2 separate regions of the Homo sapiens genome follow, and region 2 is linked to region 1. A link is a contact called in ENCODE Hi-C data. All regions are on one chromosome and are shown on one strand. Each heading gives the region's core, a stretch centred on a gene start or an enhancer-like site at or near the end of the contact. The rest is flanking DNA. Distances are from core to core; before and after follow the strand shown. Region 1 overlaps UGP2 (UDP-glucose pyrophosphorylase 2). Region 2 holds the start of LINC01805 (long intergenic non-protein coding RNA 1805).

Region 1 (3,822 bases), core at 876-3,375:
AAAGAGTGTACTTGCAACTGAAATGCAATTTGATTATCTTACAGTGATCAAGTTTATGTACAACTTTTTTTTTTTTACAGTGAAGTAACTTTTTTTATAAACAATATTAAACATGAAAAACAAATAACAGTTAAGGAAAATTGTAATGTGTCCTTCTGTAACAATCCTGGCAGTAGTTCTAGATTCTCTGTCTCCTTGTTAGAGGTAGAACTAAGAGCGGGAAGTGGACCCGGTGCCACAGCATGGCCAGCCCCTTTTGGAGGCCTACTTGCAAGGCCACCAGCATTATCTAACCTTCATAGAGAAATTAAAAGGTGCTTGGTTTACATTTACATATAGGGCTTTTGTTGTTGTTTTTATAACAGTTTACTGATAAGATTTTTCATGTCTTAAGTCTTTAGGCAGTCTCAGCAATAAAATTCAATATATGTATTTGTTTTTTCAAGATCTTCATTTAAGTAAGTAGCTTTAATGGGAGGAGTATATGAAATCTAGTTAGGAGATTTTTTAAAAAATTACATGATTTGGAAAAAGCTATTGTATCTTTGGTGAGCTTTAATACTTTTATACCCCCGTTTCCCTCCTATTTCTTACGTGAGGCTGGAATGACACTGAAGAGTACCTGAGTACTACAATAATGTAAATGAATATTCTTACAGTGATAACATTCCTTTAATAGGTTATATTCAGTACAAATTGTCATTTTTTTTCTGCTTTTACTCAATCATCTTTAGTAAGCTAATGCTAATAGTGATCCTATTTTAAAGATTCTCATTTCAGTAAAATAATTACACTAGTAATTAAGGTGGCACTAAGACTAACAAGTATTCCTTAAAGTAAATGTAAATTTATGACTAGAAAATGAGACCTATATTGTAAGCTGTAAGAAATATAATTTTCATTGTAACAACATACCTTTAATGAAACATTTTTTCCAAATGTCACATCTCCTGAAACTGTGAGGTGATCCAATTCAAGCATATCTGGTATACTTTCAAATCTTCTTAGATAATCTTGAACCTTACAGAAAAGGAGAAACATAAAAATTTGTCTCAAATGGGTTCAAAGAAAGACAGGAAAAATATTAACAAGAAAGTTTAACTGAACTGTAGAAACCTTTTTTGGCAAAGCTCAGGTCCTCTGTGGGAAGCACCTACTTATTAAGCACTCATTATATGCTAAATGCCGTGCAGGAAAGACCAGGAGCTACAAACATTGTTTTTACACCAAGCAATTTACAAGATAGTTGAGCAGATCTAAGGGTTTTTTTTCTTTTTTTTTTTAAAGATAATCAACATGCCAAGAGCCAGATGAATAGTTCACACAATCTGAATTTAACTGAAAAAAAGAGATCATGCTTTGAAGCAGGCTAGACTGGAGCTGGACTTTAGTGGATAGGTCGGATTCTGAAAAATTAGAGCACATTTTAGGAAGAGCAACAGCACAAATTATTATGTTATCACCATCTTTGTCTTTTTATTTCCTTAGATTTACAAGCACTAGAGATTGTCCTATGTGACCCCGTTTCCTATTTTGCTGGGAAAATGGGAGCAATTAGAAAACTTCCACTTGTTTCCATCCACCACCACCACTACTTTGCCCCCATTGCCCATTACTCTGCCTTCCTAGTACTGGAATTGGACTGCTTCTATTCCTACTTAAAGCCAGCCTCTCCATTTGTTCATCAGATCCCTTCTTATGGCCTATCAAGTGTTGTTTCAGCAACTCTCCCTCTTCAGTCTTTTTTCCCTCCTGACTGCATTCCCATTAATGTATAAACATCCTCCCATTAAAAAAAAACAAAAACTCAAATCCTATATTCCTTTCTACCTATAGCCCCATTTCTCTGTTTCTCTTTAAGGCAAAACTCTTGAGTTTTCGATATTCATATCTCCAATTCCTCGTTTTTCATTCTCTTTTAAATCCATGCCTGTGAGGCTCCCAAACCTCCATACTGATAAATCTAATTCTCATCTTACTTGAATCAGCAGCAGCATTTGACACATGATCAATCCCACTTGAAATATTTTCTTCATTTGACTCTGAGGACACATGCATTCATAGTTTCTAATTCCCCATCTGCATTCTACACATCCACAGCAGGTGGCACCAAACCACACCTGCTGTGGACTAAAACAGACTTGGATGGCAGAGCAGGACCCCATAGGCCAACCACAAAGGCTCACAGTGTCACATTTCATTGATTAAATTTTTTGGATTTCACTTATCAGGCTAGGTTGGAGTTTTACAGCAGGTCCACAGATAGTGCTGTTTTGTTCAATGTTACTTTGTTATAACGCTGATGAGGGGAAAAAAAGGATTGCCAGCCAGGGCTACTGTCTGTGTGGAGTTTGCACGTTCTCCCCACATCTGTGTGGGTTTTCTCCAACTATTCTGGTTTCTTCCCACATCCCAAAGATGTGCATGTTAGGTGAACTGGTGTGTCTACATGGTCCCAGTATGAGTGTGGATATGTGTGAGTGTGCCCTGAGATGGGATGGCGGCCTGTGCAGGGTTGGCTCCTGCCTTGTGCCCTGAGCTGCCGGGATAAGCTCTGGTCACCAGTGAACCTGAACTGGAATAAGTGAGTCAAGAATTATCTTGTTTTTATTAATCAATGTATGTACAGCTCACATTTATTTCAGAGTTTAATATTAGAAGTGTTTTGTTTTTAAAATTTGGTGATATTTTTGTGACCAGAAATAAACTGTAGGAACTGAACTCTTGTTTATATCAATTAGCCTATGGCAAAATGTGTTACACATTGTTCTGCTTACTGTGGCAGTTTCCAAGAACATACTGATGACACTGAGGATGTACTGTACTTGCTATTCCACCTGTCTAGAACACTTTTTGCACTAGATACCGATTTGTCAGACTCAATCAACTCAATGAGGCTGCCTGTGGCCACTCAATGTAAAATTACACCATCAACACCACCCCGCCACCTCCCCAGGCATTCCCTATTCTCCACCCTTGCTTTGTTTCTCCATAGCATTTTCCACCACTTGGTATATCATACATTTACTTACTTATCATCCTTTCCCCACTAGAATGTCAATTCCGTGAAGACAAAGATTTAGTCTGTTTTGTTTACTGCTAAATCCCTAGAACCTAGAACACTGCCCAGTACATGATAGGCATTCAATAAGTATTTGTTAAGCCAGAATTAACCTTTTCCCACTGATGAAAGCAGTACTGGTCTTGGAAGAGACAGAAGATAAAATGCCCCAAAATTTAAAGATTATTTTCTACTCTCCATATGGCAATCATGTTTCAAATGTGAAGTAAAATATTTATCTTCTATGGTCAATTCCCTTTAAAAGGTATCAAAGACAGAGGAATACAACAGGTCAGTGGTAGAGACTGTAATTAGTCTCCAATTCACATGTATATCATATCTTTATAATTACACATTTAAGAAATATGAACTCACATATCTTTATAGTTACGTACCTTCGTAAAAGAACTGCCTAATTTAACCAAGGGCACTGTAGGAAATTCCCGCTTTTCACTCATTGTCAGAGATCCTGCATTAAGACTATAGAGGTTTGACATCACCAGCAAGAGATCTGATGTGGTTTTGACAGGCAGAAAACGGCTCCTTGGCACATTAATACCTAGAGAATTCTCAAAACTTTTGATGGCAGCCCCTACTGCAGTTTCTAATTGAATGACATTCAGGCCTCCATCCAAAGTCTGTAAGAAATTAGGGGTGGGGAATAGAAAACAGAGGTTTTAGGCACCTACAACTTAGTTCCATGTAGGTTAGTTAATATTTGGGAAGTGATTTCAGAGATCCATTGATGGAAAAAAAAAAAT
Region 2 (3,822 bases), core at 851-3,350, 600 kb before region 1:
TTCCTGGTGCTAGCAAAATGCTTGCCTCTGGGTCAGGGCCCAGTCAATGTCCCACAAACTAAGAGCCTCAATATTTGTGCAAGAGCTAGTGAAAGATAATGACAGAAAGTGATGGAATGAGTTTTAAGCATGTTCAGTCCAACAGTCACACTGACCGTTGTTTCTGAAAGCAAGCGAACCTCCTGAAGCTGAGCGACACTGATTTTCTCCCCTGTGAAACTACAAGACTTCATAAACGCGAAAGCGTCAGACGCCCGAGGGCTGCAGGAGCAAAAGTCAGCCAGCAGGGGGAGCTCTACCTTTGCACCTTGGCTCAGCCCCAAGGAGGGCATCCCCAGTCCCTCTAATAAAAAATAAAATAAAATAAAATAAAATAAAATAAAAGCAAACAACTCCTGTTATACTGCAAGATGCAGCGAATCTTTTTAGAAACAAGATGAGATAATAGGTAAAGAATACACAAAAAATTCCCAAGCTGAACGAAATCCTTCTATTTGTGCAGCAGTCATAGACACAGCCTAGCGAGTCCACAGCTGACTGCTCCAGCAGATAACGGCTCTCCCTTCCAGGAAGTATCCCAGCTCAGAGACTCACCCAGTGTAGAAAAGGAAGTCATTCCAGGGATACAGAAAGAGCAGCAGAGGCTCCGAGATAGATAGAAGGTGTCTGGGGGGAAAGAGAGAGACTAGGATGATTGGAAAGGAGGATTCTTCTCCCTGATCCATTCCTCGAGCTGTGAAGACAGACTGGGAGACAGTACTCAAGGCAGGGCCTGAGGACAGTCACCCTAGTTGTGAGGTCATCTACCCTTGCATACTCAGTGTTCCACTGGCAATAGATTTCTGCCCACCCTTCAAAAATTAAGAAGAAGCAAAACTGGCACTGCTCCAATCCCACCATCCCATCGGTAGGAGAGGCCTTCTGGCTGGGTCCCTAAGGATGTCTCTGGGCTTGTACTGTTCCATTTCCACACTCTCTCAAAGTTCCTCTAGTGAGCCTAGCGGTCACCATCAGGCATGATGAGGATGTAGGACAACTTCAAAGGGTGCAGCTGGCAATCAGCCCACAGGGAGCAAGAGTAGACCTTCATTAGCCACATGTTCTGTCACCTGCACTGGCAACTTGACAGAGAATTGAAATCTTAGCATCATTATATGGCGCCTTTCTCTAAAGCACTTCCTCGAGCTTTCTACTACCCATACTCCAAAACTGGTCCACTTCCTATATTGTCAATCTGCTTGAGTTAGTGTCATCATTCACAAAGTCATGGAAAAAGTCACTTTCTAGTTATTTTTTCACTGTTTTGCTACTGTCCACAGTCACCCAGTCAAGAAATCCTGATCATTCTGCCTCTTAAATAATGTGTCTTCTCTCCTTCATGGTATCTAGTCAGGACTCATCTGGAGGACTACCAACCTCTGTCTTCTCTAGTTCCATCCTCAACGCTGATTCCAGATCATCTAAAATTCATGTCTGATCATGTAGTTGCCCTGCTCAAAAGCCATTGTCAGTTCCCCAGTGCCTGCAGAGCATAAGGCTGCATTGCGTTCAGGAATGGCATAGGGTACAAATAAATAAATGAGTGAATTAATAAAAACACACAGATAGAAAAGAGGAATTGAGAATAAGAGAGTTTTTTTTAAAAAAATTCCAGTCATTTGAGAGATCACCATTGTGATCCTGTAAGCCTTACCATGCCCTCGAGTTGAATTCTAATCAACACAAGGGAATAAAAATTATATTCATACATTTTATTCCACTATTTACTTAGAAAACTTCATGCCACCCCAGCCAGTTATCCGTCTCATTTCCCTTATAGGTTCAAAAGCACTTTGTACTGCTTCCCTAAGATTTGCACTAATGAGAAATGAGGTGCCACATGGTCAGTCTCATGCGGCATACCAGATTGTCCCCAGAGGTTCTTTCTGTAGTTAGCCGGGTGAACACGTTTAACACATTTTCTTTTAGCCAGAAGTGGGGAAATGTTTCCTCTCCGTATACATGACCTTGCCATGTACTCACCTTAGAAAAATATCTTTTTCTGAATGCACACAATGTTTGGCTTCTTATAAAACCGCAGCTCCTGCAATTTCATCCTTAATATCTGCAGCTTGAGGGTGGTAGGTCCTTGCCGTTGCACTTGACAGGAGCTGACAAGTAGACACTTGTGGAGTCCCTGATGCTGTGACTGGCCTGTTTCGGGGATGAGGCAAGGAGGAGCTCGTTTTGTATTTATGCACCCAGGCAACCTTTGTGTTTACTGTCTCTTTGGTCAGCTTCCAAACTAGCAGCACCGCACCCGTTAACACAGGCTCCACGGCCAGTTGCAGATGGGCTGGCCTGCCAGCTGTGAGGAATTGTTACTTTTAGCTTGAGCAATTGGTGGTTTCATGTGAGGAGCAGCTTTACAATCACACATCAGTTTCGCCTGACAAAAATCCTTAATGCTCACTGAGGTGGTGAAACCAAAAGGTGTGGCACGTACTACTGATCATACTGTCTGCTTTGATCTTGAGAGATGGCTGAATATTATTTACTCAATCCATTTAAATTTGTTGAGATCCTGTGTGTTTGTCATTGACCAACGCTTCAGGAACCCAAAGATAAGGTATGGTGAGCCACACAGGTGATAGATTTGTGAGCAGGTGAATGAAATACAGAGCTAGAAATCCTGATCATTCTACCTCTTAAATAATGTGTGCAGAAAGAAAGCCAGCAGGCAGGAACAAAGTGCTCGGGGGAGACAGAGGAGGTGGAGTACAATTGGGGAAGTTTTGTGGATGTTTGGTATTTGAGCTGTGTGTAAAAGGCAAGGAGGAACATTTTAGGAAGAGCCCGTGCCAGATACTGTTCTTGATGCTTGAGCCCGTGCCAGATACTGTTCTTGACTCATTGAATCCTCACAACATCCCTGTGAGAAGTAAACTATTATGACACCCATTTTACAGATGAGGAAGCAGAGGCTTGTGGCAGTTAAGTCACTTCCCTAAGGTTACATAGCTAGTAAGTGAAGAGGCTGGGTCTTGAGATATTTCCAGGTATGTCATAAACGCTCAGTAAATGCTGTGATGAAAATGATAATCATTGAATCCAGGGGCAGCAGCCTCTAAAGCCCATGCCCTCAACTACTGTGTCATCATGACTCCAACAGCATGTCAGAGAAACCTATGTGTGGGCCTTACCTGGGATCACTAGAGGCGTGAGTCCTTTTGCAGGGCACTCTTACAGTCCTGAGTTAAAATCGGGAGTCTTGTCTAAATCATGCAGCAGGCAGAGTTGGTCTTTGGCTCTCACTGGTCCCAGGAGTGACCCTGTCTCCCTCTTCTGCATTCCTTTTCTTTCAGGCTGCTTCTCCTGCTCTTTCCTCGCTTTTAAAAAAATCTATTTCTTAGTAAAAAATCAGACATTTTAAGTCAGAATCTTAGAACTTGAAATATGAAAAAAACATGGAAATCATTTAGTTCAGCTCCTTGATTTTGTAGATGCAAAAACTGTAGCTAAGTTGATCAAGATGCTTTTTCTTGCAAGTGACAGAACCCAATTTAAATTATCTCAAGTGAAAAAGGGAGATACATTAGCTTTGGGGGGTGAAAGCAGCATCCAGGATTCAGGAAAATGTCACTAGTTTATTTGCACTTTCTCTTTAATCTCAAATCTTTTATCTCTGCTTCAGAATATGATGGCCTCAATTGTTCCTGGTGTACTTGAAATTAATTTCTTTCTTTTGTTTTCTTTTTCTTTTTTTTTATGACACAGGGTCTTTCGCTGTCACCCAGGCTGGAGTGCAGTGGTGCGATCTTGGCTCACTGCAACCTCCGCCTC

Evidence for each region. Hi-C counts contacts between places; a loop is a spot of excess contacts on that map. Pooled maps may share reads with other maps.
Region 2: a loop to region 1 is called in a map with no recorded cell type, with 7 times the contacts of the local background. The contact joins the promoter of LINC01805 here to the enhancer-like site in region 1. A Hi-C loop is called at or near these places in 2 of 37 single-sample maps with no recorded cell type and 4 of 50 pooled maps.

Annotation. Positions count from the first base shown.
Region 1 is chr2:63,887,279-63,891,100 of GRCh38, reverse strand. UGP2 (UDP-glucose pyrophosphorylase 2) reads right to left here. Exons shown (of 10, transcript NM_006759.4): 8 at 3,457-3,699; 9 at 916-1,020. Among named protein-coding and RNA genes, the nearest start is that of UGP2, 47 kb to the right of the region's middle. RefSeq lists a silencer at 1,992-2,286. Within about 2 kb of position 2,125, at least 3 of the 41 ENCODE cell types and tissues checked have a DNase peak (open chromatin) inside an H3K27ac peak, as active enhancers do.
Region 2 is chr2:64,484,631-64,488,452 of GRCh38, reverse strand. It overlaps LINC01805 (long intergenic non-protein coding RNA 1805), which reads right to left and starts at 2,100. Exons shown (of 3, transcript NR_147011.1): 1 at 2,023-2,100. RefSeq lists an enhancer at 3,189-3,822.